Regions from separate parts of the Mus musculus genome. Here region 2 is linked to region 1. Evidence: chromatin loops called from intact Hi-C (ENCODE). Cell type or tissue: heart. All regions are shown on one strand. Links, peaks and the distances in the headings refer to the core of each region. The heading gives the core; the rest is flanking DNA. Region 1 overlaps Gm16576 (predicted gene 16576). Region 2 overlaps Npcd (neuronal pentraxin chromo domain).

The links. Peaks named below come from ENCODE experiments on the same cell type or tissue, not always from the same donor. Only the 100,000 strongest peaks of a DNase experiment are listed, where the experiment ranks them.
Region 2: it touches region 1 in a loop (4-fold over the local background); 13 of 42 quality-filtered maps call a loop at or near these places.

The regions. Positions count from the first base shown.
Region 1 is chr15:79,743,736-79,759,456 of GRCm38, forward strand. Gm16576 (predicted gene 16576) reads left to right here. Exons shown (of 4, transcript NR_045069.1): 3 at 778-933; 4 at 8,774-13,659. Among named protein-coding and RNA genes, the nearest start is that of Gm16576, 8.9 kb to the left of the region's middle. In heart, for the core only: no CTCF peak of the experiment used is centred there; DNase peaks (open chromatin) are centred at 6,706, 9,496 and 9,806.
Region 2 is chr15:79,801,857-79,817,577 of GRCm38, forward strand. The region is part of intron 5 of Npcd (neuronal pentraxin chromo domain); the gene reads right to left. Nptxr (neuronal pentraxin receptor) reads right to left here and starts at 2,853. Exons shown (of 5, transcript NM_030689.4): 1 at 2,119-2,853. The coding sequence starts at 2,727. In heart, for the core only: a CTCF peak has its summit at 6,421; no DNase peak of the experiment used is centred there; H3K27me3 peaks cover 3,792 bases.

The sequences.
Region 1 (15,721 bases), core at 6,466-11,465:
TTTCTAGACCTCCATTGTCCCATCTGGAAATGAGATGCTGTCTACCCTTACAGTATCTTTGGACAATTATGCTAACTATCTTCTTCTTCTTCTCCTTTTCCTTCTTCTTTTTTTAACTTTATTTTATTTAATTTATTTTTATTAGATAAGATTACAGAGGGGAACAACCTTGACCTCAAGAGTAGGGCCACATTCAGACTTTATGGTCCTCCATTTTTAAATTTATTTATTTATTTTTGCCGCGGGTAGTGCCTTCCCCATCTTATAGCTCTGAGGTGGAGCACACGCACAGACAGCCCACATGAGGGCTCTAGAACAACAATAAAGTTATGTTTCTACCCACATGGGTATAAAGATGATACTTTATTATCATGTTGTAATGCTTTTCTTGATTTATAAGACATCAACATGAACTTGATGTCCTCGCTTGGTTCCCGGCTGCTGCGATAAAGCACGGACCAAAAGCAACTTGGAGGAGGCAAGGACTTCTCTGGCTCACACGTCCCTATTGTAGTCTCTCACTGAGGAAAGTCCGGGCAGGATGTCAAGCAGGAGCAGAGGCAGGGACCGTGAAGAAACACTGCTTACTGCTGTGCTGTTCCCTATGGGTTCCCTCCGTTTGTGTTCTTATACTATCTAGGACTGCCTGGCTAGGGGCAGCGCCGCCCACAGTGGACCCTTCCACATCAATTACCAATCAAGAAAACGCCCCCCTGAGATTTGCTTACAAGTCAATCTGATGGAGGCAATCCCTCAGTTGAGGTTCCCTCTTCCCAGGTATGTTTTGGTTTGCGTCAAATCGACGTGATGAAGTTGCCTGCACTAGACACACCAAGAGTCAGGGCTCAGTGGGGTGAGCTGAAGATTAAACCACCCTTCCCAGCACAGGACTGTGGGATGGATTTCCTGGCTGCTAGCTCTCTTCTTGTCTAGGTAAGTGGAGGAAGGGCCATTGCAATGGAGACTGGTGGGCCTTACTTAGACAGGTGTCCTGCTTGCTCACTCGGGGCAAGTCTCTTAACCTCTCTGAACTATGTTCTCTCTTTATAAAACATGAATAACAACAATCAGTTTGCTTGCCACACCAACTGACTCTGGCCTTGAAGAAGTTAATGAGCCCTTCTGGACTCTTTTGCCTCCCCCGTGAGGTCAAGCGAGGAAAGGAACAGAGGTCGTGGGGAGAGCACGTGGCCCTCAGCTTGTCTTGACCTACAGCCAAGCTTGGGGGCTTCCCTTGCTACACCCCGCCCCACGTGGTGATGGGATGAGCTATGTGGCTCTGCCTGCTCCGTGGCAAGGGACAAGCGCTCAGCACTTCTGTGGGAGGCCCCCTTCCCTCTGTGCAACCAAGGTCACTTCTACTGCTCCCTGGCAGTGTCAGCATCAGCCTCCAGTCCAGTTGGGTGTTGGCGTCTGTCATTTAACCATCACAGGCCAACCTGGCAGGGTGGGGACTTTCATGTCATGTTTCCTCGTCTCTGGAACATGTTTGGCAGCTAACAGAGGGTGAGGACTCCTGAGAAACCTGGTGCCCCCAAGTCCCGGAGGCTGTTTCTCCGCCTCCTTGGGATCTGATGTGGGGTGTTGCTGGACCCCACCCAGCTCCATCTTGGGGCTCCGGGCTCTTTAATCCAGCCATTCGAAGAGTTTGTTAGCAGGCGCCAGCCTAGTAAAGCTGTTTTATGGAAGGAGTCTGCTCCAAGGAGAAAGACACGTGATACGTGTAACAGTAGGTGAGGGCTGTAGGTGTCTGACTGAGCCGGACACTCCCAGGCACACAGCAGTTGGTCTTTGGAATGACAGTGTCTCCCTCATCTCTGACCCCACGCCTATTACCGTGCCAAGATTCTAGTAAATGCTAACTAAACACGACTCGTAGGACTTCAGTCACCTCACTCCCTGGCACAGCCTTCAGGGAGTCTTTGATGCAGAGCCCCTGTGGGCCTCAGTGTCACTCCCAGAGCATTGCCTGTGCCCTCTCCCAAGGCCAAGCCTGTGTTTGGGCAGGACTGGGACCTGGCTTGCCCTTTCCCCCTTTTCTTTGCTGATGAGATCCTGCCAATCATCCAGCAACGGGTTCCTAGGTATCTTCCCTGACCCTTCCCAACTCAAGTGCCTACGAAGAGCAGTGGCTTCCATGCCTGCTCCCACATTCCACACATCCTTTTCTCTCTACACCCCCTTGCTCTCTGTTCTGGGATGGGCCTCAGAAGAATAGCCTGGATGGGTCAGACATCCAGAAGGAAGGCAAAGGCAGGATTAGCATCTTTGTCTGTGGCTGTACAGGTCAGACATTTTGCTCCATGATGGTGGGAGGATGGGAGGTCATCCCTCTGACATAAACAGCAGCTGCAGCAGCTGCCGCAGTGACATCACGGGGCCAGTGGTTTCAGATAGCTGCCCTGAGAGACCCTCCGGAAAGAACAATGTGGGCGTGTTATTTAACTTTTGTCAGCCTTGATGTCCTCATCTGAACAGTGGATGTGTAAATGATGTGTGGATGAGCTTAGTATAGTGTGTGGTCCCCGGCAAGGCTATCAGTGATGGGGTTTGTGTTCGTTTTTAGTGAGCACCTATTTAGTCAGCAATAGCACTGACTACAGCCCCGCTCTGGCAATGTCAGGCAGGACAGGCCACTAGGCTGTAGGGATGGACTACTGACCAGTTTTAGCATATCGTAATAAAACATAAGTCCCAGCTGGGTCACAGGCCACAACAAGCCCCATAACCAGGCCCTTAGTAAGAATTCAATAGCATTTTTTAAAAAGATTTTATTCATTTTATGTTAGTACACTGTCATTGTCTTCAGACCCACCAGAAGAGGCCATCAGATCCCATTACAGATGGTTATGAGCCACCATGTGGTTGCTGGGATTTGAACTCAGGACCTCTGGAAGAACAGTCAGTGCTCTTAACCTCTGAGCCATCTCTCCAGCCCCCATCAATAGCATTTTTAAAAAGTTCTCCCTCTAGGACTAGGAAGATAGGTCGGCCAGCTGAGCTGAATCTATGAGCTCCAGGTCCAATGAGAGACTCTCAAAAAACAAGGCATAGCAGGGCATAGCAGTGTATACCTTTAATTTCAGCACTTGGGGGCAAAGATAGAAGGATCTCTGTGAGTTCGAGGCTAGCCAGATCTACATAGTGAGTTCCAGGCCAGCCAGGGCAACATAGTGAAACCCTGTCTTAAAAAAAAAAAAAGTGAAAGGTGCTGGAGAAAGACATGAGGTCAGCCTCATTCTCCACTGGCAAGTCCGATAGTATGTGCATGAGTGCGCACACATGCACACATGTGCTCACATTCTCCACTGGCAAGTCCGATAGTATGTGCATGAGTGCGCACACATGCACACATGTGCTCACATTCTCCACTGGCAAGTCTGATAGTATGTGCATGAGTGCGCACACATGCACACATGTGCTCACATGGACACATGTGCAAGCACACAGAAGCGCACGTGCACACATATACACGTGCACAGAAATGCAAACACACGCCCACGAGTGCACACACAACCATCAACAAAATACTAAAAATACAGTTTGTGACTGTTTTTAATATAAAGGCAAACATATTCCAAACTTGATTACATCTATTTCTTCCTGATGATGATGGTGATGAGGACGACGATAATGGCGGTTATAATGGAGATGATGGTGAGGAGGAGAGGAGAGGAGTAGTTGTTGTTTCCACTGACCTTTAAAATTTCATGGATTCTGCCACAATGACCTACCCACACTTGAAGGGTCAAAGGAACTGCTGGGAAACCTGTCCCAAGTTTGAGAGGAGAAGCCAAGGGAAGAGGGACAAGAGGGGACAGCTCAGTTATAGGCAGCTGTGGAAGGAGCAAGCCCACTAAGATAGCTTGCAGAATCGCCCTCAGTCCCATCCTGGCCCTGCTGCCTAGACCTCCACCTTATCCTTTTCGTGGCCTGGGAGGCCCCCAGCAAATATCAATCCCTTGTCTCCGCAAACTTCTGTCCTTACCCTCCAGGCTTCAGCTACTTGGCCTCAGTTTTCCTACCTGCAAAATGGGGATAGCACCCCTTTCCCTTCCTCTTGCTGACAGGTGGCTATGGACAGAGTGGCAGTGTGAAGGTCCTTCAAGCCTGGGGAGGAGGACCTACTGAGGCATTGACATAGCAATGTTCATATGCTTGCCCTGCCTGCTTCTCTAAGCAAGGATGAACGTTAAGAGCCCCTCCCCCGCCCCAGCATCCAACATAGGAGAAGCAAGCTATATATGATATATAGAGAGATATAGATATATATATGTACAGGACTGTACTTCCGGCCAGCCGCAGTCCTCCAGGTGTGGGCAGGCTGGGTAGCTGGTCTTTGTGGCACAGGATACAGTGGGACAGGGGCTGCAAAAGCCTGTGTGGCTCTATGTTCTGCTCAGCGCTGTCAGCCAGTCCGCCCTCTCTGCCAGCATGCCCAGGGCACACTGTAGGCAGCACAGCTTGCAGTTCCATACAAGACCTCCAGGTGGCCAGAGGCTCCAGGTTTTATGGCTCAGTGGTCAGGAGCTGCCACCTGGGAAGGAGGGCTTACCAGGGGGCGGGGGTTGTTGCGCATGCGTCCATCTGAGTTGCCCGCTCACTGATTGCCTAGATGCAGCCACGCAGGCCGCTGTCTTATCACCCGACTCCTGTCTGTCCACAACGCTCTAGAGTCTCTTCCTTTTTCTGTCCCCTTCCCATTCCGCCCCACTCCTCTGCTCTCCTCTCTTTCAAAGCTGTCTTCCCAACAGCCTTGTTCTGGGGCCACGGTGGCCATGCTTATTCATCAGGAGGGTTCCACCCTGCTTTCGGGGCATGTGCCTTAGACTGTGGGCGTTCTTCAGCATCCCTCCCCAGACTCAAACTATTCCATGGTGAGATCAAAGGAGGACACCCCGTGTTGTTTTCTGACCGCTCTCTAGCTCGTTCCTTTGAGACAGGGCCTTTCCCTGACATGGGAGCTTGTTGGTGTCTTTCGGCTAAGCTGGCAGCCAGCAAGCTCCGGGCATCTTCCCTTACTGTGTGGGGTTACAGGCCCACACTCCGACCACACCCAACTCATGTGAGGGTGCTGGGATCCACTCGCAGGTCCTCGTAGCTGTACAGTGAGCACTCTTAAGCACCCAGCCATCTTTAGCCCCAGAGGATCGTCATTATGGTTTCCCTTCTCTCCAATACTGTGCCACATTCCTGTAGCTCCCTAGAGACCCTCCTTCCCAGCTCCCCCAACCTTCATGCTCTAAGGGGTCTTATTAAGTATAGACTTCATCCAGCCATCACTCTACACACACACCCCTGATAAGGTCACCTGTGCCCCATCTCTTATAGTGTCCCCTTCTTCCTGGTATCTGGTAAGTCTGGCCCTAGCGTGCTTCCAAGAAGCTGGATCTGGGTAAGATTCCCATCATGTTAGCTGGGCCAGCCCTCAGTACAAACCCAGGGCTCTGAGTCCACTGACTGCCCTGCCAGTCAGCAGCTGGCTTGTCACAGCTGGTTTCTGAGGAACCTTGTAACCGCCCTAGAGAAGATGCCCGGAAGCTGTGCCTGGGTCTCACTGTGCCTCAGGCCTGTGCTGTGTCCTCACTATAAGGTTCTGTAAGCATCAGTTTAGACCGAGCCCCGAGAGCCACCCTGTATTGCAGAGCGCGAGTGCTCAAAGTTTCCTTTTTCTCTAAACTGAGACCACTTCCTCCTCCCTGTGCCTGCTTGGCAAGCCCTGGGTGGTGGTGCTCTCCCTAGGCCTCAGCAGGTCTGCAGTCCTCTATGGCTGTGCTCTGGCCAGTGATTGGCAGGTCTGACTGTGAGCAGGAGTGTCCCGAAGCAAAGCTGGACCTGCAAACTTTCGCAGACCTGGACAGAGCCATTTAGGAGTTGTAAGTTAGAACTTAGAAGATGTAAGTTTACAAGTTTAGAAGTTAGAAATAAGAAGGATCCCGGAGGTCTTAGAAATGTCTCTTCCCTCCGTCGTGAGGTCTTCTGGCAAGGATCAGGGCACCCGGCCTCTCTAGGAGGATGAAGAAGACAGCTAATTAGTAGAGTGACAGCCAAAATGGTCTAGAAGAAAATACCAAAGGAGAGAGGGGCTGGTGTGGGTGTATGCAAGAAAGAGGTTGGGGTGGGGGTCTCCAAGGACACAGCAGGGTGGCTGAGCACACCCAGTTAGTGTTCCAGGAAGCCTGGGCTTGCTCAGAACCACTCTAGTGCAATGTGAGGCTCGTGAGCTAGGAAGGCGCTGGTCTTTCCCTTGCTGTCTCTCAGTCCCCGGTAATTCCAGTTCCAGGGCATCCCAGGCCATCCCCTGACCTGTGTAAGGACTAAGCATGCACACAGTGTACATACATACATACATACATACATGCAGGCAAAACAATCACACATAAAATACATAGGTCTAGTTTCTTTTTTCTTTTTCTTTCTTTCTTTTTTTTCTTCTTTGAGACAGAGTTTCTTGGTGTAGCCTGGGCTGTCCTGGAACTCTGTAGACCAGGCTGGCCTCGAACTCACAGAGATCTGCCCGTCTCTGCTAGGATTAAAGGTACGCACTACCGCCCAGCTCCTAACTTCTTTTTAAATGCTTGTCTTGAGAGCTGATGGAGCGGTGCACCCTGGTGTCTCCACTGACAGGAAACTCAGCGCTGGCAGTCTTTGGGAGTAGGAGGAGGCTCCTGATTGTGAAGTAGGCCCTGGCCCATGCCTGGCTGACAACACACTGCCTGACAGGCTGAGGGTGCCTGGTGAGCAGACACTGACTGGGCGTGTGGACCCAGAGCCAGGAAGGGGCTGGACAGTTCCTGCAGTTAGCTTGTTAAAATTGCCATCTTCTGCCGGGCGTGGTGGCGCATGCCTTTAATCCCTGTACTTGGGAGGCAGAGGCAGGCAGATTTCTGAGTTTGAGGCCAGCCTGGTCTACAGAGTGAGTTCCAGGACTACACAGAGAAACCCTGTCTCAAAACAACAACAACAAAACAAACAAACAAACAAACAAACAAAGCCATCTTCCAGTCCTTGGGATGTATCTTCTAAGCATCTAGCAGCAGCAGGCTGAGCTAGCAATGACCATGAGGCTGTTCTAATGGAAGTCACCGGACCTCTGCCTCAGACCTCAGAGGACCAACAAGGACCTTCCCTGGGTTCAATGGTTTTCTCAGCCCTGCTAGACAGGCCTCATAAGTGTGGGGGCTCATAACATGGAGAATCCCATAAACTGGTGTGTTAATCATATGGGCCCTTGTCAAATCTCTCCTGTTCCAAAGGATGACTTTGTAGAGTTAGTGTGAAGGTTAATTGTGGGGGACTTTTAGTGTGTCAGGCTATCCTCAAATTCACAGGTATACCTCCCTCTACCTCCCAAATACTGAGATTAAAAGTTTGTGCCATTGGGCGGAGGGAAGTTATAGGGGGCTTTGGGGATAGCATTGAAATGTAAATGAAGAAAATATCTAATAAAAAAAGTTTGTACCATTACATCCAGCCTTATTTCAAAAACTTTTTAAAACCATTAAAATAATGCCGGGCAGTGGTGGCACACGCCTTTAATCCCAGCACTCAGGAGGCAGAGGCAGGGGGATCTCTGAGTTTGAGGCCAGCCTGGTCTACAAAGTGAGTTCCAGGACAGCCAGGGCTATACAGAGACACCCTGTCTTGAAAAATCAAACCAACCAAACAAACAAAACCATTAAAATACAGTGTACCAAACAAACAAACAAAACCATTAAAATACAGTGTATGGGCAGGCAAATCTATGCAGTACATCTTAGATGGCTTTGGGATGACTGTCACTGGGGTCCCTGCAGGTCTGAAATCCGCCTCAGTCTCGAAAGTACCAGGACCCTCACTGTGTGAGCTGCAGACATCCAGCTGATCACAGAGCGCATCAGGAGGCCCTCCCTGCTCTCTCAGGCGCTCTCCTCACCCAAGGAACCAATGGGGTTCCTGTATTTACCTCCAGACCTGCACAGGAACACACAGAGGAGAGAGAGAGAGAGAGAGAGAGAGAGAGAGAGAGAGAGAGAGAGAGAGAGAGAGAGACTGACTCTGTGTGTGTGTGTGTGTGTGTGTGTGTGTGTGTGTGTGCGCGCGCGTGTGCGCGCGTGCGCGCACTAGTCCAGGTATCTGGGTTGGAAGTAGGAAGGCAGGAAAGGAAATGCAGCGAGGTTCCTGGAGTAAGAGAGCCAGGGGAAGCAGCTCCCCTAGGCTGCTCAGGAAATGGTGGCGGGCTCTGAGGGCGTTCATGAGACCATGGCCTAAGGGTATTCAGATATGAGGAAGCAGCAGCCTGCAGCCTGTCCTGTTTCACTTTCCCCGTGAAAACAGGCAGGGTGCGCCTAGACACCAGCGAGACTGCTGAGATGTCCATGCACTTCTGAGCACCGCCAGACTCCCAGCTTAGGCCTGAGCTGAGAGCTAAGCACTTCCAACCACTTCCCGCACTCTAGCTGCTCTCCTCCAGTTGTTGCTCATGTCCGGGCTCCCTGGACAAATCTGTCTGAAACAAGGACTTACTGGGGGCTGGGGGTGGGGTGGTGGCGCACAGCTCTGATCCCAGCACTCAGGAGGCAGATGCAGGTGGATCTCAGAGTTCAAGGCCAGCCTGGTGTATAGCGGGAGTTCCAGGACAGCCAGGGCTACACAGAGAAACAAAAATACCCAAACACAACCTAACCAGTATGGTCACTTCCTAGGAGGAACAGAGATTTGGGGGAGCCACTCTAGAGGTGACACCCCAGCCACAAGATGGAGAAAAGCCCAAGGTGTCACACTTCCTTTTTAGGAGGACTGGGAATTGGGAGCAGAGGAGATGGCCCTACCTGATGTCCCCAGCTAAGGCACTGATGCCCACATGGCCTGTGGGTTTTGTGGAAGCAGAAGTTACCCAGATAGCCCAGGACAGCCCCGTTGCAGGCCAAGCCAAGCCGAGAACCCAGTGAGCCCGACAATGGATCCTTGGGCCATCAGAAGCTCCCCAAGCACCACTTTGTCACTCGGTGATCTCTTGGGACTGACCCTGGAGGGAGATGCTGATGTATTGGATTTGGCGGCCCTTGTAATGACCCTCAGGAAGAAGAGAATGTGTGATGCCCACATGGTAGAAGAAGGAAATAGCTGGTGCTAGGCCGGCCAGGTCACTGTATCCCCATGAGTATGTCTCAGAAGGGGCAGAACTGACACTGTGGGCTCTGAGCTTGAAGTGGAGGCTCAGGCCCTAGCTGACTTGTAGCTCCAGGGAGCCTGGGGGCCAACCTACTAGGCTTCCAGTGCCTCAGTACCTATCTATGCAAGGAAGAGTGTGGAGGAAGTGCTTGATAAATGTTTGCGGATGAAGAGCAGAAGTCTGTTTCTGGCTGACTCAAAACCACTATATCTTTTTTTCCCTTCTGGCCTGATGAGCCTGAAGAGGTGGTCAGTGGTTGACTAGCCACTCTGCCCGGAAGTCTCCCGCAGGCACGGATTACCATGCTATGCCCATGTATGGCCACCAGAGGTCGCCCTGCACCGCCGGCAGCAGAAAGCTGTTGGGTTGGTAGACTCACAGAAGGGGGGCAGGATGGTTGGGACAGGGCTGAGGAATTTACCAACAGAGTTCTGGGCTCCTCAGGTGGGCCTGCTCCTACTTGACATCATGAGCTTATCTTCTGTCGCAGCAGGCCCAGCTGGGTCCAGCTCACCTGGACGATGTGAAGGTGGAACTGGGTGGTGCTGGTGCCCCAGGGTGTGCGCTTAGTAAGTATGGCTCAGGTCCTGCACTTCTGGGGCTCCAAGCCCTAGAGCCAGGGTTAGTGCCAGGAACATTGGTCCTAGGGAGAGGGGAGGGGACCAAGCTATGTTGGGTCTTGCAAGCCAGGGTGGAGCGCTGCTGTTATCAAGACATATGGGGAACGTGGGGTCTGGGGGTTTACTCCCAGGTCATCAGGCTCAGGGTACAAATGAGGGCTGTGGTGAAGAGGTAGCTGCTCTCCAGTGCCTGCAGCATGGCTTGCAGCCCAGCTCCATTTTGGGCTGGCAGGGCAGGTTCTTACTGGTCTGGGGCCTGAGTTCTCCATCCCCATTCTGTTGCCTTTCTGCCTTTAAGACTCCCTGCCCACCGCTCCAGGGTTTCCCTCCTGCCCATAACATGTGAGTCTCACCCCATCCGTCATGGCTCTGCCCATCCCTTACTCATAGCATCCTCGACTGAAAAGCTGGGACCCTCCTCACTTCCCTGGGGCCTGCCAAACCCCTCCATTCCAATGAGATTATCCGTGGAGAGAGCCCCTGGGGCCAGTGCTTCCTTGGAGGCCTTCCTTCCTCCATGTTCCCTGGCACCTCAGCCCAGGAGCTTACTGTTCACACTAGCTGCATTTACAGTCAAGGCTCTGGCTGCTTCGTGATAGGAGTGGCCCACACCAACCATTCCAGGACCGAGCAGCACATGTGGCTTTTAGCAAGGTGAGATGGGAGGAAGAAGGAAGAGTGTGTGGGAGACCACAGGGGGTCCAGAGAACCCAGAGAAGCAGCTGTGGTTCTGTTCTGAACATTGGATTCACTCAGATAAGAGGCAGAGAGATGGTCTCTGGTCAGGCACAGGCTCCCCCCCAGCCTGCCTGCTGGGCTGACTCTGTTGCTAGGAATCCTGGTCAACCTCACGGATGCTCACCCATCAGACATGAGATGCACATAGCAGGCTGTGTATCCCATCCTGCGAAGGAACAGCCCTGTGTGTTTAACGTTCCAGGTTCCTCTATGGTTGATCTGTGAGTTCAGGGACCCCCCTCCCCCATGCCTCAAACAGCTAACTGTTGAATGACAGCAGTGTCCACAGCCTTAAGCTTGGTAAGGGGCCCATACAAAACAGATGGTTCCTCTGCTTCTCCAGACCAAGTCCTCAAAGCCAGAAGATTCTGTCCTCAGTGTGGTCAAGGAAGACTGGAGAAGTTTCACAAAGGGCTCCTGCTGGGACTGTGAGCCTGTACTTCTGTCCAGCACCCCTAGCTCTGCCAGCTGTCCTTCCGGAGTCCCCTTCAGAGTCCTGTACCCAGACCACCCACCCATCTACACCTCCATCTTTTCATTCCTCAATCCCCCATCCTTCCATCCACTCATCCCTCTACCCACTCATCCCTCTATCTATCCATCCATCCCTCCATTCTTCTCACACACTTATCTGTCCATCTGTCCATCCATCTGTCCTTCCATCCATCCTTCCTTCTTCATCCACCCGTCCCTCCACCTGTCTAGCCACCCATTATCATTCTTTTACTCACTTGCTCATTAGTTACAATACATATTGTTGTTAGTTAGTTAGTTAGTTAGTTAGTTTGTTAGGTTTTTCAAGACACTGTGGCTGCCAGTCCTGAAACACTCTCTGTAGACCAGGCTATCCTAGAACTTAAAGATCTGCCTGCTTCTGCCTCCCGAGTGCAGGGATCAAAGGCCTGGCTGCGTGTTTATTTGTTAGTGACAGGGAGGGACTAGTGCTTTAGTCCAGGCTGGCCTGGAAATCACTATGTAGCCTAGGCTGGCCTTAAATTCCTGACAGTCCTGCTTAGCTTCCTAAGTGCTGGCATATGTGTGAGGAAGTGCACGTGGCTTGCACATGTATTATGTATGTGGCACCCTGCGCCAGGCACTGGGGATGCACAGAGCACACAGTCCGAGCACTCCTCAGTTACAGAGTAACTAAGGTGCAGCAGATGCACGTGCCATGGTGGAAGAGCACAAGGCACAGAAGGACTGGGCAGGTGTCAGTATTGCAGGGGACAGGTAGAGTGGGGCCTGTCACTCTTTCTGTATCCCTGAGCCACTAGCTCACAGTGAGAGCCTCACCCCCAGCCTGCTCCACTCTGGTGTGTCACAAGATGTCCGTGAGTTATTTCCTCCACGATGCTAAGGTTCTCGTGCAGTCTCCCTGGCCTGTTACACAAGGCTGTTCTGAGGCTAGAAGGACACGTAGCTGGGGTTACTGCTTGGTCAGTAGCAAAACCCCTACATGGGTATGCATGTTCTGGGGGCATCTGTCTCAGCTCAAGATGAAAGGTCAGGGTCTGATCCCAGCTCCCTGTGGTCTCTGTCACTGGTCAGGGGTGTGCATTGGCCACCCTGCCTTTTCCTGATTTAGTTTTGTAGAACTTAGGTGGTAATGGAGGAATGGACCCTGAGGCTCCACACCGGCCCTGACCCAAATCCATGAGAGCCAGCAATGTGGACATCCTTAAACATTCATGGTCACCTCTTCCTGGCTCCCATAGTCTTCCTGAGGCAGGAGGATGATCCCTGTTCTGCAGATGAGGTCACAGAGGTGCAGGGAGGGAGCTTGTTCCAGCTGGCAGCAGCCACCTGAGCAGTTTTGAGCTGGGCTCTGGGGTCCCAGGCTGATGACCTGAATCCTGCTCTGCCCGATAAGCACTGGGCCTGACTCCTCACCTGTAAGAGAGACATAGGCGTAGGCAGCAGCATCCCAGAATGGACAGAAGGGCCAACCCGACCCAGGGGACAGAATGCTCAGCACGGAGTCCAGCGCATCCGGGCCTCCAAGAGTCTAGGAGTCTTATTAATAATAATACAAACCTTCTGCCTCTGTGGCTTGCTCTCACCCCACCCCCACCATCTTTCTAAGGATTGAAGACAGCAGCTGGCAGTGGGAGGTGGTTTCTTTAAATACAGGATGAGGAGAACAAAGGAAAAATAGAACAGGGGGGTGGTTTGTGGCCTACGCCAACTATCCCCCTCCAAACGTGGGGGAGGGACCTAGCCTCCACCAGCCTCTGTGTGTCCCCAAGGCTCTTGAGGAAGTGAGGTTTGCTGTGCATTAGGCTTGTCTGCTGGGACAGGACAATCCTGGTTTGGACTGGGATGTCACCATGGGAGGAGACATTTCCTGCCTGACTATAAGGGTGGCCCCTGAGAAGCAGGAAGTAGGTTGAGCTCCTGGGGTTCCAAGACAACATGGAGTATTTATTAGAAGGTTCTCTGTAGGCCCCTTGAACTTCAAAGGCTATACCCCTCTAGCTGCCTATTCTCCTTGGTTGCCATGGATCCCGTGACCAAGTCCTTGCCATCTGCCTCTTTAGGCCAGTCCCTTAGAGCCCTCCACTCTCCTGAGAACCTGTGTCTCTTGGTCTTTGTGGTGCCCACGGGGCACTAGATGCCATTCTCTGAGATGGCTGGTACCAGTCACTGCTCCTCCAGGCAGGGTACTGGCACTGGGCTTCGAACTGTGTGTGACAAAGCTGTCCACTTCCCTTGAAGACTCCGAGGGGACCGAGGTGTTCCCTGCACTACAGACAATGGTGGAGAACTACAACGTAGGTGGATGTGCCTTCTCTGAGGGCAGAAGTAGCTAAGCAATAGGTGAGCCAGGACCATGCCTGGAATGTGGAGCCCCTCAGGACAGAGGTAAACAGAAGCGCTGAGAATGAGCAGGAGCCAGGAGGACCCTGAACCTGGCAGCCTAGGCCTGGTCCTGGCTGGAATTGCATCCTGGCTAGATCTTGGGCTAACTAGTCACTCTCTGAGCCTTAGTTCCTCTACTTGTAGATGAGGGAAGGCAATTCTTGACTCAAAGGTCTACTGAGGATTACATGACATGTCACAAAGGAGGAAGCCCAGGGGCTGTCAAATGCAAGACTTTCACAGAGGAAGAACCTTCCCCCAGAAAATGCTAAGGCCCAGTTGGGTGTGACCTCTTCAGGCAGCCTCCAGTCTTCCTCCCTGGGCAGTGATGTGTGCTTTCCTGAGCCCCACACTGTTCCTGGCCAATGACATCCTCCCCGCTCTCTATTCCACTGGCCAGCAAGCACTGCGCTCTTTGTGGTTATACTTTCTCTCCTTCAGCTGTCAGCCACCTTGAAGGGAAGTTCTGGCTGGACCTCAGAACGCAGACCTCCTGGGGTCAAGAAAAGAGACCCCTCCATAGAGCCTCAGTGAGCTGGCCCAAACAAACCTTTAAGAAATAGAAATAGAGCCAGGTGGTGGTGGCACACGCCTTTAATCCCAGCACTTGGGAGGCATAGACAGGCAGATTTCTGGGTTCGAGGCCAGCCTAGTCTACAAAGTGAGTTCCAGGACAGCCAGGGCTACACAGAGAAACCCTGTCTTGAAAAACCAAAAATAAATGAATGAATAAATAAATATAATAATAAAAAGAAATAGACATAGGATATGTGGTGGTGGCACACACCTTTAATCCCAGCACTTGGGAGGCAGAGGCAGGCAGATTGGTGTGAGTTTGAGGCCAGCCTAATCTACAGCGTGAGTTCGTGAGTTCCAGGACAGCCAAAGCCACACAGAGGGACCCTGCCTCAATAAACAAACAAACAAAACAGAAAGAAATGAAGAAAAAGAAGAGACAGACTTGAGGGGTTGGAGAGACAGCTCAGCAGCTGGGGACAGGGGCTACCTGAATTTGGTTCCCACAGTGTGGCTCACAAACATTCATTCTAAGGGGTCTGATACCTTCTGACACACACAAACTTACAGGCAAAAACACCCATGTACAGATAAAATAAAATAAATAGCTAAAAAGAAAAATGAAGAAAGACAGAGGCACGAAAAGAACTTACCAGAGACACCTCTCAAAATAGAAACATCGCTAAATTGGTTGAAGGAGCTGGGTGTGGTGGCACACATACAGCACTTGGGAGGTGGAGGCAGGAGGATGACTTCAAAGCCAGACTGGGCTACAAGAGACAAACAAAAACAAATAATAGGGCCAGCAAGGTTGCTCAGTGGGTAAAGACACTTGCCACTAGGCTTGCCCTGAGCTTGGTCCTTGGGACCCCCACGGTGGAGGGACAAAACTGACTTCTATGCATTGTTCTATGAACGACACACTCAGACAGTGCCACAACCCTAACCCTTCCCATATGCACATGCACGCACATACTCATCCCTCTTCCCCACAGATGTGCAGGCACACACACACACACATGCACGCACGTGCAATGAATGGTTAAAAGAAGCTAGGGAAATCTGGCGGTGATGAAGATGACAATACTAAATCGGTGTGTTCCAAGACTGCTGGTGTTGAAAGGTGAAACTGGGACATTAGACAGGGATCGTGACGTTGATGTTCTTGCCATTTAAAAGGGTTAGGTTAGGGTATAGGCTCTGAGTTAAAAGCATTTGCTGCTCTTGCAGAGGACCCAAGTTTGCTTTGTAGCATCCACACGGGGCAGCTCCTAACCACCTGTGATTCTGGCTACAGGAAAGATGCCTTTTCTGAATTTTGCTGTGCACCTGTGCTGGCACCTGACCTGTGCTCCCACCTGCACCTGTGCTCTCTCTCACCTGCACCTGTGCTCCCACCTGCACCTGTGCTCTCACCTGCACCTGCGCTCCCACCTGCACATATCCACATGCACACACACATATGTGCACATAATTAAAGTATATCTTTAAAAGGACCCTGCTCCATTCAATCTAGTAATTGTTCTTGTGCTGGGGCAGACTGGGGTATCTGACTGAGAAGCGAACATAACCTTTTCTCTTTTTAGAAAGAAGGCAGAGGGCTGGGCAGTAACTACAGGGGCACCCTGTAGTGTGTGTGTGTGTGTGTGTGTGTGTGTGTGTGCATCCTCAATGGCTCTCTACCTTGTTTCATTTTTGCTTATTTATTCTGAGTGTGTGCATGCCACAGCGTCTGTATGGAGGTCAGAGGACAACTTAGGGGAGGAAGCCATTGTCTCTTACCAGCGCGTGGGTTCTACTGATTGAAGCTGGGTCATCAGGTTTGACAGCAGGC
Region 2 (15,721 bases), core at 4,284-9,283, 56 kb after region 1:
AACAGGTAGCTGAGAGTGAGCACACAGGTGCCAACAGGATCTGTGGGTCATGTGGAGTGGGCACTGGAAGCCCCTGCGTGTGACTCAGCCCACCCAGGGGACCAGAGAGCCAAGAAGGACCTTGAAGCAGGCAGAGATGCTGTGGGAGAGTAAGCAAGGGGCAGGGGAGATGCATCTAGAAGCCAAGAAGGAAGGAAAGAGGTCAGAGGACTGATGGGGTGTCAGCAAGGCAAAGAGTGAAAAACCCCCTTCAGTTTATCACCTCTGGGGACATTAGCAAGAGCGCATTCAGGGTACTACTACAGCTGTGACAGCAGACCCTGTAAACCTGGGGTTTTCACCTACACTGAATGAGAAAAGAGGGGGAGAGACCAGGCAGTGGCCAAGAAGTGCATGAGCCCCCCACTGAGAGTGGCAGTGTGACCCTAGGGCATTGACTCTGGCTGCTGCCAGGATCAGAGACCAGACCATGTCTGTCTCACTCGGCAAATAGGAGAAGGGGAATGTGGAGAAGCAGGGGGGTGGGGGGGGATGCCCCCAAGCCTGAGAAGCTGACCTACTGCCAAGTCCCTGCTGCCAGGATCCCTCAGCCTCGGCAGGCCCACTGCAGGGAAGCCTACCTGGACAAGAGCCAGGTGCCAGGGAGCAGGGTCAGCACAGCCGTGCCAGTCACAGCCGTGGGAGGAGCCACCTGTGCCATCTCTGGTGCCAGGGCTAGGGCATGGAGAGAAAGTTGAGGGAAAACTCAAATGATTCTTACATTAGTACAATCTTAAAGGGAGAATTTGCTCCTATTTATGTGTTTGCTTATACCTTTGCCACTGGAGTGTCTGTCTGGTGAGATGTATAGTGTCATGATGCCCATTTTACAGGTGAGAAGACTGAGGCTCCCCTCCCCTGCAGCTTTTATCTGTTCCCCACCCCCCTCCACTGCTTTTGGCTTTAAGAACTTCACCCCTGGGCCGAGAAGCAGGGTACTTGCCTGGCTTGTCCTCTCTCTCTCTCTCTCTCTCTCTCTCTCTCTCTCTCTCTCTCTCTCTCTTTCTCTCTCTCTTTCTCTCTCTCTCTCTCTCTCTCTCTCTCTCTCTCTCTCTGCCACTCAGCTCAGGAGGTTTGAAATGGATTTTCTTATCTCCATAAAGGGAGTGGAAGCCCTGGAGGTGGTATGAGGAGACTGTGGTCTGATAACTCTGAAGGTGGGGGTTCAAGCAGCTGACTTCATGGTGGTCTGCTGGGATGGAGCCTACAACCTTCCCACAGGTATCTCCTCAGCTTGAACTTGGAGCCCTATACATGCTCTCTCTGCCCATTTAATTTGTCCATGCTTTCACTTCACCCTTGCCTTGCCCAGCTACAGCCTGGGGGAGGAGGCTGGGGCCACAGCATCAGCCCTATCTCGCCCCTCCTTCGAGGATTTATTCCGTGTCTGGAAATCAGTCCATGTCTGGGAATGGCCAAGGCTTTCCTGTCTGTTTGTCCTGCTCAATCTATCTTATCTATTTGTCCCCAGACTGGGAATTTGTAACAGAGAGGAAAGGGACCATAGGCATAATCAGTCAATGCCTTAGCATCACACACAAACCCGAGAAGGGTCCCTACTCCCCGGGGACTCCTTGTATCTGACCTGGAAAAGGAGGCGGAGGGAGCTAAGTACACCCCTATTGAGGAGTCATCCGCTGATTTACCCCAAGAGTTCAGAGCTTCAGGTACATAAAGCTGGGCGTGGCCCGGGGATGAGAGGTGATGCAGGCGTGCAGGTTGGTGCTAATGAGGCACTCTTGGGCTTGCCAAGACAGCTAACGGTACTCCTAAAGGTAGTGAGTACGGGGTGGGAGCTGCTCTAGGTTCCCGAGGAGAGCATCTAAGGAGACCATGTGCCAAACATCCCCACACCTGCATCTCAATCAATTTTCACTACAAGTGGACGCCGTTCTCCCATTCTCGTGCCCCGATCACCGTGCCAGGTTCCCACCGGCGATTCGGACCAGAACACTTCCATGGTGCCTGCCAGGGGCATGCTTCAGGTGACCCGACCGCAGCTCCAGGGACCCGGGACCCCCGCGCCGCAGGCTGAGCAGGGCCCCTCCACCCCGTGTCCCCCGACGGCGCACCACTCACCTCGATGCGCTCGATGCGGTCTCGCAGCGCGCGCACCGCGTCCTCCAGCTCCAGCAGCAGCGCAGGTGAGTCCCAGGCGCCGTCGGCCATGGTGTCGCGGCGGGGCCCGGCGTCCTGGAGGCCGCGCGGCAGGCCGCTCTCACAGCGGCCCAGCTTGCCGGTGAGCTCGCGGATGGTGTCCCGGTCTGCGCGGATGCGCGCCTCCTGCTGCAGCGCCGTCTGGCGCAGCTGCTCCGCGGTGCTCTGCAGCAGCAACAGCTCTGCGCGCTCGCCTGCCGCGTCCCCCTGCTCGGCCCCCGACGGGCAGGCGGCGGCCAGCGGCGTACAGAGGAAGCGACTGAGCAGCGGCACGGGCGGCGGCGGGAAGACGCTGGCCGCGGGCTCCCCGGGCAACACCGAGGGCCCGGCCGAGCCGCCTGCGCTGTGCAGGGCGCTCAGGCTGCGCTGCGGACCCGAGCCACCGGCGGCCGAGGCGGCCGAGGCGTTGTCGGTGCCGCCGGGCAGCGCGCGAGCGGGGCTGGCCGCCAGGGGCACGCTGGCGATGATGCAGATGACGGCACCGAGGAACGCCAGCATGCCCGCGGCCAGCAGCACGGCCAGGAACTTCAGCGTGAGGCGCGGAGGGGGCGCGCGAGGCCCCCGGCAGGCGCGGCGGCGGGGGTCGGGGCGCAGGGCCCGGGAGCGCGGGAGCCGGAACGGGAGCCGGAGTGGGAGCCGGAGCTGTCGCCGCGGCCGCTACTGCCGCCGCTCTGAGCCCGCGCGGCGGGAGGAGGAGGAGAAGGCGGGCGCGGCGGCCCCGCCCCACTCGCTCCCCCGGGGCCGGCCGAAGCCCAGCCCCGCACCCGTTCCGTGCCGGGAGCCCGACTGCGTGCGCCACGCCCAGGGCTTCATCTCACTCAGAAGGAGGTGACTGGATGGCTACGTGGCGGCTGGGTTCTAAGGCGACCCTGCGTCCTGGCCTCTGGTCCTCTCCGGGTCCTCCCGCCCCCCGGAATGCCCATAGCTGTGTCCCTGCGGGGCTCTGGCCTCAGCACGCTGCAGCCTCGGTTGCAGTTAACACCAGTCTGAACACGTTCAAGATACAAATGAGGAAACTGAGGGCCCTGGGCTCAGCGTGATGCCGGCTCCGTTGTAGTTAAGCCTCAGCCTGAACATGCTCCTGATAACAAAGAGGAAACTGAGACCCTCTGAAACTGAGGCCAAGTGGCAGCCCAAGGTCACAGCTAGAATGCATTTGAAGCAGCATTGAGGTGAGCCACATCTGCCTGGACAGGACTACTAAGGTGAAAGCTAGCGATCAAAGAGACAGCAGTCGAGGGTGAGGAGGCCTAATCTGTTTCTGCTGTGGTCACCTGAGTGTCACCTGCTACCTCCTCTTTCCAGAAGAGCAGGTTCGCTCTGCTCCAAGCACCCCATCTGAGCCCTTAGGTCTGCAAGCATCAAAGTTGCCAGAGGATAATCCCCTAGCTCGCTGCAGCCTCTGTCAGAATGGCAGGTGGGATGCAAGCTGGTGGGCGCCAAGACCAGGCAGGAGTGGGCTATGTGTGTAGGTTTTACTTTATCGTGCCTAAAATGCCTCTATATATATTCTGTTGAAAATTAACTTTGCAATGAAAAACGTTAAAAATCTTCCCACCCTTTCCAGTCCGGCTTCAGCCCTGCTGTTCTGCAGGCTGTCTCTGCCTGGGATGGATTCCTGAGCTGGAAGAACCCCTGGAGGCCATGAAGGTTCACGCTGCAGCCTGGTAATGGCTCACTAAGTCCTGAGCCAAGTCTTGACCATCTCAAAAGTCTCTGACTCCCCACAGCTACCAACGTGGACATGACTGGGGACCAGGACCTTTCTGAGGAGGCAGCAACCTCCAGAATCCTGGGGGACCTTGCCTGGTCACTGGCACCCCATTGGAGGTCCATGAGCATCCGTTCTGACTCCCTTCATTTTCCAGGCTGGGGGTTATGTCACCTCTGCTCACCCACACCCTAGAGTCAGGGATTGTTGTCCAGATATGCTAGTGAGAGGCACAATGCGGGCTCTGCTCATCATGAGCACCCAGAGCTGCGTTGATGACAATTAATAACCTGAGACCCCAGCCCAGGCAGCACGGCTCAGAGGAAGCATCCACAACTGGAGATCTAGCCTCAGATCTTTGGAGGCAATGACAGGCATTGGGCCCCCTACAGCCTTAGGGGTAGAGACGATATCAGCACCCCAGCTGATTCTAGTATGTCCATGAAGACAGACACGCAGACAAAAATCCCGATGGAAAATGTTCTTCAAGGGCCAGGAATGCCAGGAGAGGCCAAGAGGAAGTCACTCCCAGTAGCAGAACAGTCAAAGGTAATTTGAGTGTCGTCAGCCACCCTGGGAGTTCCGAGGCAGCTGAGTGGACAAGTGCAGGGGCTGGAGGTGGATCTTGTTTAAACTAGTCTATTAATTGCTTGGCATGACTATTAAGCCAATGGTATTAATAAGTCACACACACCCTGCTTAAACACCTGCGGCCGGCACCCCATCTCCTGTTGGCAACTATCTTTACAGGGATATCTACATGGTAACAACTTTGGAAAACATTGTATTGTCCTCTGAGGAGAGAACAGGTTTGCTTGCTGATCAGAGTACAGTTCACATCTCTGGGACCACAGTGGGGTGGGTCAGCTGATAGACCATCAAAAGAAGACCGAGGCTGTCTCAGCTCACGGTGTATTGGCTGTACTGCAGACCTACAGTGTGTGTCTAAGTTCCTATATAATTCCATGAAGGCACTGGGGGCTATTGTCTACATGCAGTAAATGCTGCCTGTTTTGATGTGAATAAAGTCTCTCTCTGCCTCCCCACTCCCATCCCCCTTGTCCCCCACCACCACTTCTATCCCCACCCCCGTCCCCAGAGGGGAGATTCTTGACTTTTCTCCAGCATCTGTGAAACCTGCTGACTTGCTGGTTTGTTTTTGTTTGTTTTTGAGACAAGGTCTTTCTATGTAGCCCTTGGAGGCTTGGAACTCTGTCTCAAGTTCCTCAAGAGACCAGGTTGGCCTCAAACTCATAGATATCCCTCTGCCTCAGCTTCAGAGAGCTTGGATTAAAGGTGTGCACTGTTGCACTTTGCCCTAATTTGCCAGTTAGCAGGTGAGGTGGATCTCAGGCCTTTCTTGACACCTTCTGTGTCCCCCCCTCTATAAAATGAGGAATGTGAGAGTATACAAAATATAAAATGAGAGTACACAAAAAAATTTCTCTCTGGACTGGGGAGTGCTCAGCTGGCAGAGTGCCTGGCTAGCAGGCATGAAGCCCAGGTATCACATAAACCAGGAAGTGGTACATGTCTGTAATCACAGCGTTTGGGAGGTAGAGACAGGAGGATCAAGAGTGCCAGGTTATCCTGGGCTTCATGAGACCCTGTTGAAAGACAGGGGTGTGGGGACAGGGAGATACAGAGTCACAGAGACAGAGACATGTACACACAGAGAGAGAGACAAACAGAGAAAGACACACAGAAACACACAGAGACAGGCACACACAAACATACACAGAGGAGAGAGACAGAGACAGAGAGACAGAGAGAGACAGAGAGAATTGGTAATCTGAGCATAATTTGGTTCTCCATCCTTGTGCCCGCTGCCTGCAGCGATCTCAGACTGTGAATTCTCCAGGCACGGCAGCACCTCCCAGCTCGGCACTGGTCCTGCAGCATCACATCCTTCATTTCTCTCTAGCCCCAGAACTCAGCACAGCCCCTTCCCCTTCTCCAGTAGCTTCTTGGAGAATACTTCCCCACAGGCAGTGAGTCCCATCTCTTCTGGAATTGCCCCCTCCATAATCCTAACAAAGATCCTACAAGGATGGGCAGAGGGGTGTCCTCAGGAAACCTCCCCTAAGACCAACAGCACTCTTGGTTTTCCTCACAAGTCTTACATCATCCCTTCTTTACTTTCTCTTTGAGTGCTGGTATAGAACCTGTACGTGTTACATTGATGCTCTATCCCAGGCTATACCCCCAGAACTCCTGGGATTTTTTATTTCTTCATTTTTATTCCATTTTTAGGATGAGGAAATTATGTTATAAATAACATATATACTTATTAGGATTTTTTTTTTTGGCTGAGTGTGGTGATACACACCTTTAATCCTAGCACTTGGAAAGCAGAGGCAGGGGAATATCTGTGAGTGTCAGACCAACCTGGTCTATGCTGTCATGAAATTTAGGCCAGCTAGAGCTACATAGCACTGAGAACCCGTACATCAACAAAACCCAGTCTAGGTGTGGTGGCACAACCCTGTAAGTGTGATAGGAGTCTGGGTAGCTAGATGGCGACAGAGAGCAAATGAGGGAGGCATGCATGCTGATCTCTGGCTTCTACTCATAATGTACATGCATGCACATACATGTGTATCTCCACATACGTAAACACGTGGCCCAATGTGCCACAAATACAATAAAGTAAATGACCAGACAAATAAAAGTTCTGCTCAATTATTGTTTATCACACTATGGCTAATTTAAAAGGAACAGGCACGGTACAGGTGAAAGAAATATCATCACATTGCTTCTAAAAACATAGGACCTGGGTCAGTGGGCTGGCTTAGCAGGTACTTGCTGCCAAGCCTGACATTCTGAGTTCTATCCCTGGGACCTACATGGTAGAAGGAGGACAGCTGCTGAAAGTCATCCCCTGACCTCCACACACATGTTGTGGCATGCATGCTCCCCCATAAGTAAATTAATATAGTAAAAACTGTAAGCATGTGAAGTTTCTACATAGGTTACTGGTTGTCTCCACAGCAGGCATGGAGAAGAGCCAGGATTTTAATGTGGGTTTGGGGCCAACAAGTCACACCAGGTGGCCTGGGATTTTCCTCGGTTTCAGGGGTGAGTGTCCTACACCCCAGGGAATCCCTCAGTTCTGGACAAACCATGAATGTGGCCCCGCCCTGGATCCGCAGTCATTCTGCCACATGCCCTCTGCGTGTTGCCAGGGAGCAAACTGTCACCACACACCTTTTTCTCCCTTGCAGCACCACCTCCGTGCCTTCTGCCTGTACACAGGGTGGGACCAGCCTTCAGAGCCCCATCTCCTGTCTCCAGAACTGCTGCTACACAGGGATGCTCACACTCAAAGTTACTGGAGCCAGTGTCCCCCTTGGAGGTGTGCCTGTGAGCAAAGCTACCCCTTCTTTGAAGAGGGTTGGGAAGGAGCTGCCTCTCCCTTTTAATGACCAGGTCTAGTCTCTATGAGTTCCGGTCTTCGGCAGGAGCTGTCTTTTCTTATCTGGGCAGTGGGGTCACTGATACCTGCTTGACGGGAGGTACTGAGAAGTAAGAGACATTGCATAGACCTCTCCTCCAGGGGTCGGGGCAGGCATCATTTCTTTACTTTTTACTGTTTTATTCTATTTACATATCTATCTATCCATCTATGCATCCACCCATCTGTCCATTTGTCCATCCATCCATCCATCCACCTACCTACCTGCATATCGTTTTGTCTATCTATCTAGTGTGTTTGTGCATGCACACATGCATGTATCTACCTACCTACCTATCCATCCACCCACCTTCTGTCTGTCTGTCTGCTTATCTATCTATCTATCTATCTATCTATCTACCTTCTTACCTACCTACATATCCTTCTGTCTGTCTAGTGTGTATGTGCATGCACACATGCATGTATGGAAACCAGAAGACAATTTCAGGAGTTGGTTCTCTTTTCCTTCTACCATGTATGTGGTCCAGTTCGGTGGCACATGTCTCTAACCACCGAGCCATCTTCCAGGCCCCAGGCTCCATTTCTTACCACACTGCCTTGTATTTCCAGAGCACAGTAGAATGCCTGATGTCCAAGTGACTAATAAATGCTACCTGATTCCTTATGTGTTCCTAGGCATGGGTTAGGTGTTCATTGTTAGTTCCCATTTATTGGTGCCCTCTTTATGACTGGATTCTGGGACTCATTTATAAATTTGGCTCAACATGCTCCAGCCTCCCCGGAGGAAAGCAGGACTTTGCTGGGGCCTAAAAATGTTTGCACATTTGTAGTGGATGCTGGAATCAGGAGTCCCAATCAATAGGAAGGAACATGGAAGCAAGTGGGGGGAGAGCAAACCTCCTGAGAAAACCAAGAGATTTTTCACCCAGACTCTGCTTCCTGGAAGCAGCTAGAGAGACTACCCAGCCACCAGCTTGGGCAGAAAGGGGACATCTGTTCCTGCAGGCTCTAGAGGGGCCCCAAAGCAGGAGGAAGAGTGTATTCTGCTGGCAGAGGCATCGAGTTGTGCAGAGTCCTGGCCAGGGCCAGAGAGGAAAGGGCAGTAGGAACAGGGCCAGCAAGGCTGCCGTCTGTTGCTATGAGGGACAGGCTGGGTTCCCATTAGCTCCCAGATTTCCCAGTAGCTCCCAGATACTGGGCTCTACCTCCCGAGTCTTGCCTCTTGGGGTCTCATCCATGGCCAGACTTCAGCTATATGCTACCCAGTTTTTAGTCCACACCTGGGGAAGCTGAATTCAGGTTCAGTGTTTGTCCTGGGGTCCCATGGGCAGTGGATGCCCAAGCTGGCCCTTGAGACTGGCAGTTGTCAGTCAACATCTTCCATTGCCACCTGTCATCCCTGTCCTGTGTGGATGTCCTGAGAAATGGCTTCTTCCTGCACAGTCACTTGAGCCCTGTTGGCTAGACAACCACCCCCGTCTTTCTCACCTTAGAGGCCCCACACCAGTGTCTCTCCCACTAGTCAATGGCTTGGGTGGACATCTAAGTTCTTTACATCTATTGTGGAGTGAGGGAGATAGGTGTGTGTACACATCCAGGGGTCAGAGAACAGCCCTCGGGAGTCAGTTCTCTCCCTGACACATGGGTCTCAAGGATCGAACTCAGGCCATTGCTCTTCCTGGCAGGCGTCTTTACACACTGAGACCTTGCATGCATTTTTGAGGCCCAGAAACTGGTTTCCTGCATGTGGGTCTCTGGTCCCTGGGTAGACCCAGGTGCATGCGCTTTCTACACAAAGTGAGTTTGTGATCTAGGAAAGGGAATGGGGTGGGGGCCGGGGTTCCTCAGATGCTGCCTTTAGAGCCTCAAGCTTTGGGAGACTTCCATTCTTGTCTGTTAAATGGGTCTGAACAGTCCCATTTGGCTACAACAAGGCCAGGCCATGGGACCATGCCCGGGTGGTCCTTCATATGTGCCTGGCAGCAACTTCCAATGCCATCTGGTTCCTCCTGTACCTAGGGTGAATCTAAAAATGGGGACCAGGTTAGGGAAGCTCTCTGGCTGGAAAATAGGACAACGTGGGGAATTAGGGCAGGTGGGAAGCCCTGTGAGCCAGGTCCTTCTTGCTTCCCTCCATGAGCTAGTTTATCAGCCTCAGTTGACTCGAGCCTTAGGTCTCTCCTGTCTAAAGTCTGTCTACAACCTGCCAAAACTGCAGCCACTAGCAAACTATACCCACACGTTATTTTTCAACTTGGAAAACAGGAAGCATGGAGGGAAGCGACTGCTACAGGGTCTATGAGAGAGGAAAGTGGCAAGGAGGGAGCTGTCCTGAGGTGGCTGTCACACTAGCTAGCTACTGCTTTGACACTCTTATCTAAAGCCTCACAATATCCTTAGGAAGCCCTGGGCCTCTGCCACCATTCCTGAGTTGCAGACAGCCATATGAAGCACAGAGAGGTTAAGCAAGTGGCTTCAGGTTACTCAGTCACTAATTTGGGGCACTGATGTTCAAGTTCACACAATGGAACCCATGCTGCTGGGATAGTCTGTGTCTCTAGGCAGTAGCCAGACAACTGCCTCATCTGGCCAGCCTGAGTCCAGTGCCTGGAGCAGGATTTGAGGACATGGCTGGAGAGATGGCTCAGTGGTTAAGAGCACTGACTGTTCTCCCAGAGGTCCTAAGTTCAATTCCCAGCAACCACATTGTGGCTCACAACCATCTGTAATGGGATCTGATGCCCTCTTCTGGTGTGTCTAAAGACAGCTACAGAGTACTCATATAAACAAACAAACAAACAAACAAACAAATAAATCTTAAAAAAAAAAGACTACCCAGAGAGCCTGGTGGCGGGGGCACATGCTTTTAATCTCAGCACCTGAGAGGCAGGCAGATCTCTTTATGAATTCAAGGCCACACTGGTCTGCAGTGTTAGTTCCAGGACAGCGAGGACTACACAGAGAAACCCTGTCTTGGAAACCAAGAAGAAGAGGAGGAGGAGGAAGAGGAGGAGGAAGAAGAAGAAGAGGAGGAGAAGCAGCAGCAGCAGCAGCGTAGAAGCTGGGCATGGCGGTGCATACTTTTAATCCCAGCATTTGGAAGGCAGAGTCAGGTAACTATCTGTGAGTTCGAGGCCAGTCTGGTTTACACAGTGAATTCCAGGCCAGACAGAGTTACATAGTGATACCCTTTCTCAACAAAACAAAAGAGTATCTTTAGACACCCATGAAGACCTGCGCTAGACCATGGTAGGCACCAATGGCTTCATTCTTGCTCAGTGGCTACCTCTTTAGGCCAGTCAGTTTACCCATCTTTCCCACTGATGATGCAATCTCAATGTGTTTGTGTCCTCTGGGTTTTACTAAGATGGTCTCTACCTTCTTTTGAGACAGGGGAGAAAGGGGGAGGGAGAGGAAGATGGAGAAGGAGAGAGAGAGGAAGATGGAGAAGGAGAGAGAGAGGGAGAGGAAGATGGAGAAGGAGAGGGAGAGGAAGATGGAGAAGAAGGAGAGGGGGAGGGAGATGGAGAAGAAGGAGAGGGAGAGGGAGAGGGAGAGGGAGAGGGAGAGGGAGAGGGAGAGGGAGAGGGAGAGGGAGAGGGAGAGGGAGAGGGAGAGGGAGAGGGAGAGGGAGAGGGAGAGGGAGAGGGAGAGGGAGAGGGAGAGGGAGAGGGAGAGGGAGAGGGAGAGGGAGAGGGAGAGGGAGAGGGAGAGGGAGAGGGAGAGGGAGAGACTGACTTGTGTGGGCTCAGGGCTGCTCCCCTTACAAACTGCCCTGCCCTTCACCAGTGGCCTCTGCATTCTCCAGCATAGGAGTTTGGGGTCAGGGGGAGGGTGGATGGGGAATGCCATCTGGCTTGATTCTCCAGAGTGGCAGAGGCAGGTGGATTTCGGAGTTTAAGGCCAGCCTGGTCTACAGAGTGAGTTCCAGGACAGCCAAAGCTACACAGAGAAACCCTGTCTTGAAAAACCAAAAGTCTTTTTAATTTAGATTTATGTATACACGTGTGCCTATGTCAATTTATATGCACTACATGCATACAGTGTCCTTGCATGGAGACCGCAAGAGGGCATCAGATCTGCTGGAATGGGAGTTACAGACCATTGTGAACCACCAGGTGAGTGCTGGGAACTGAACCAGGGTCCTTTGCAAAAGCAGTTAACCTCCATCACTAAGCCATCTCTCCAGCCTCGAACCAGCCATGTTCTCCAGGGTTCACCTTGGGGCCCGAAAACACATTTTCCTTAGTGACCCCCAAATATTGGGAGTCTCAGTTGAGCCCTAAGGAACCCATCCCTGACTCGAGGGACAAAACATTTCAGCCATGTTCCCTCGCTTCCAAATTTCCATCAACCCCTGCCATGCACTCGGTTCTTCCTGGGAGTTAGGGTTTGGAAAAAACGGTGACATTAGCTGTCCCTAAGAAGGCACCACCCCACTAACCTCCCACCTCATCTATGGCCCCTTAGCTCTGTAGCCACGTGGAGTCAAGGCATGAGAAGTAAGCATATTTTGCCCTGCCCCATGGGAGTCTACACTCTCGAACAGGCACAGGACATCCACGGGAGGTCTGGACTGGAAGGGGGCAGCAGGTTGCAGAGGAAATGATAGATCAGAGTGACATTTCCATGCAGGGGTCACTTAGTCACAGCCGCTCATGGCTCGTGGCTGGCTGGGAAGGAGTGAGTCACAGGCAGGAATAAGGTTTGGGCTTCCTAGGGAAAGGGGGTGAGTCACATAGCCTTGGGGGACCACATGTGGTGGGGAGCTAGATTTTGAATGTGGGACCCCAGGGGCTCGAATTGAGGTAGAACAGAGGATTTGAGAGCCAGCGCTCTGAAGTAAGCCTTTTGACATTCATCCCAGCTGTACAACTTAATAAGGCTGTCACCACCAGAGCAGGTGGCTCAACCTCTCTCCAGCTTCAACGGCTGCACCATGGGATTAATGGAAGACTCAAGTGCACAGTCAGAGTCTGGCTCCCAGCAACCCCATGAAGAAAGGGCCGTCAGTGTGCTTTCCTACTGTGTTCTGTTTATGGGGAGGGGATGCATACCTGTTAGTGTGCACATGTGTGCAGTTGTGTGTATGTGCGCGGAAGCCAGTCACCATCATCTGGTGTCTCCTGGACTGTTCGCCACTTTTATCTATTTGTTTGTAAATTACATCCATTTATTTGTGTGTGCACATGTGTACATAGTCAAAGGACAACTTGCAGGAGTTGGTTCTGTCCTTTCCCCCATGAGGAGCCCGGGGATCAAACTCAGGCTGTCTAGCTTGCCAGCTACTGCCTTAACCCGCTGAGCCAGCTTGCTCCGCTTTCGTGTTTTGATACAGGGTCTCTCACTGACCCTGGAGCTTGGAAAATCAGCAAGGCCAGCTGGCCAATAAACTGCAGGGACCTGCCTCTCTCTGCCATTGCCCCAGCACAGACCCGGGGTTACAGTCATGTGCCACCATGCCTGGCTTTTTGTAGGTGTTGGGGGTGTTGGTGAACATACTTTCGAGGCAGGCACTTCACAGAGTGAGCTATCTCCATTTTGTAGATGGGGGAAATGAAGACACCTAACAGGCAAGAGATATGTCATGGGTCCCACACAGCTAGGCAGTCTGGCTCCAGGGACTCTGTTGTGGCAGGACAGATGGTTTAGTAGGGCTGGCTGGGGCTGGGTTTGGGGCTATCTCTCAGGAATCTGTCTGGCAGGAGCTGGGACTTCTCTGGGTGTCAAAGAAGCAGTGTGCTGGGTAGTTCAACTTATTAGGTCAATGCTTATGAACTCTGCTCCGCCCATGTTTGCCATCTTTAAGGAGGAAGCCCTGCCCCCTTATTCCAGGTTAAGAACAAAGCATGGCCAGGCCCAGCCTGGCTGAGGTGACAGAGGGCAGGGACTCCAGCCTGTTTCTCTACTATCTTCAAGCTGTTTGTGCTGGTGTTGGGCAGTGTTAACTGGTGGTGCCCAAGAAGCTGGGACATCAAACCAGATGCCAGGAGCAGCCACATCTGAACATAGATGTGGAAGGTGTGTCTTCTTAGCCACGGCCACTTTCCACCCTCCCAGATAACGCAGTTTGCCTGGGCGACCTGTTTTCCTTCAAGGTAAAGGAACACTGAGACCTGATGGTAGGTGACCAGCAGATTCCCCTCAAGCCACATGAGTTCTGAACACGGCTCTTAATGGTGCCTGGGTTTGAAAAGCAGGAAAGAGGAACACTGTGAGGTATTCAGAATAGCAAGTCACCTGCCGAGGCACCATTGCTCTAAAAGCAAGACTGAGAGTGGCAGAGGTCCCCAAGAGAGCCAGAGGGGTGACAATGGTGTTTATGAACCTCCATCGGGGACCGAGGTATGCTTGCCCTTCCAAAGTGTATCTTGGTTCCTTGCACACAGCCATATCCTCTGTCATGACAGAGAACAGCTGAGATGCCAAGTCTACCCCCAAAGGCTGTTCCTCGTGGCTCCATTTTAGACCATGAAGCAAGAGTGACCAGAGGACATGGTAGGGGGTGTCATTATTTCCCAGAACACAGAACCCCTGCCACCTAGCCTGTCCTGCTGCCATGGGCCCTCTGCTCTGCCAATCATTCCCCAGGCCCATTTACTCATAAAAGCCCCTGCTGTGGTAACTGACCGTGACCACCGGCCATCATTGTAAATGAAGGCACAGGCCTTTGTCATTCTCTGAGCTCACAAAGCCTTTGGGAAAGGCAGAAAAGACTTTGGTCCCAGGTTTCTCTAATGAAGGCCATCTCCCAGCTGAGGGACAGGAGGGGACCCAGTGCCATCAAGCATTAATTGGGACCCGATGTGGAGCTCCTGGATGGGTTGCCTTCTCTTAGGCTTTGTGATGGCTGTCCTCAGATCTCACTGTCCCACTGAGATGGCACATGTTTGGGGAGGCAGAGGGGGCAGGTGAACGGCAGCAGCGACGACACGCTTGCTGAACAGATGAAGTCGGGGTGATTTGGGGAACTGACTTTGTTTCTAATGGTTCAGTATAGAAATCACAATATAAAGCTCGCCATCTTTACTATGTTAATGCATCTCAGCAGGATGAAGCACTTTTTCAATGTTTCCCCATTTTTTGTGTGTGTGCTCATATGTGTACGTGTGTGTGCATGTGCGTCTGTGTGTGTGGCAGGTGTGTAGGTACCTGTGGAGACCAAAAGAGGGTGTTGGATCTTCTGGAGTTGGAACTACAGGTGGTCATGAACCACCCGATATGGGTGCTGGGGACCAAACTCGGATCCCCTGGAAGAGCAGCAAGAGCTTTGAAGCATCCAGCCATGTTCTCTACCTTGTCTTTTGAGATGAGGCCTCCTCTCACGGAACCTGGAGCTCACTGATACAGCTACACGGGCTTCCAGTGAGCTTCAGGGATCCACTGGTCTCCACCTCCCCAGAGCTGGGGTTGCAAGTGCCCATCTCTGCATTCTGCCCACCTGGGTGCTAAGGACGGAAATCGATCCTCACGCTTGCATGGCAAGCACTATTCTGCCTGAGCCGTCTCCCGAGGCACCTTGGTTTTTTGTTCCTTTTTGCTTGTTTGTTTGTTTTTTCTGAGATAAGATCTTAGTGATCTTAGCTGAGGATGTTCTCGAATTCTCTATGTAGCCAAAGCTGACCTTGAATACCTGATCCTCCTGCCTCTACCCGCTATGGGATTATACCATGTATCAGCACCCCCAGCTGGCTGCCATATCACTACCACCACCACCAGCATCACTTCAGAGCTCTCCCTCAGACTCTCCATTCTCCTGCCTGAAGCCCTCCGAGGCTCATTCTACACAAATACCTCAGTATAAGTCAGCAGAGTCTCACAGAATCGGTCCTGGAGCTGCCTTGCTTTGCCTTAGCACCAGGTCCGCAAGGTTCATCCCTGCTGAAGCATGCATCAGAATGCTCTTCCTTATTGAGACTGAGAATGCTCTACCGTAGCACGTATCACATTTGACATCTTCATCGCCCACTGACGGCCCCGGGGGTTGCTCCTTCATTTTCATTGTTGGTAATTGTGCTGCTCTTGGTATGAGAACCCACTGACCTCCTGAAGGTCTTACTTTAAGGCTAATCAGAAGCGGTTTCAGGGATCCTACAGTGATTCCACTTTAAAGTTTTGAAGCATCTTTCATCCCGTTTTCTGAAGTGGCTGTGCTATTTAATATTCCATATTAATTTTGTGGAATATTAAATTCCACAGTGTCACCACCGTGAATGGGTGAGGAGAGTTTTGAGGGCAGACATTAGGGCTTCTCTGATGGAGAATTCCCTTTTCTTCCTTCTCTCTCTCTCTCTCTCTCTCTCTCTCTCTCTCATTTTTTTTTTCGGTAGCCCAGGCTTGACCTGAACTTTGATATGTAACTGAGGAAATTTCTGGTCTTCCTGCCTTCATCTACTGAG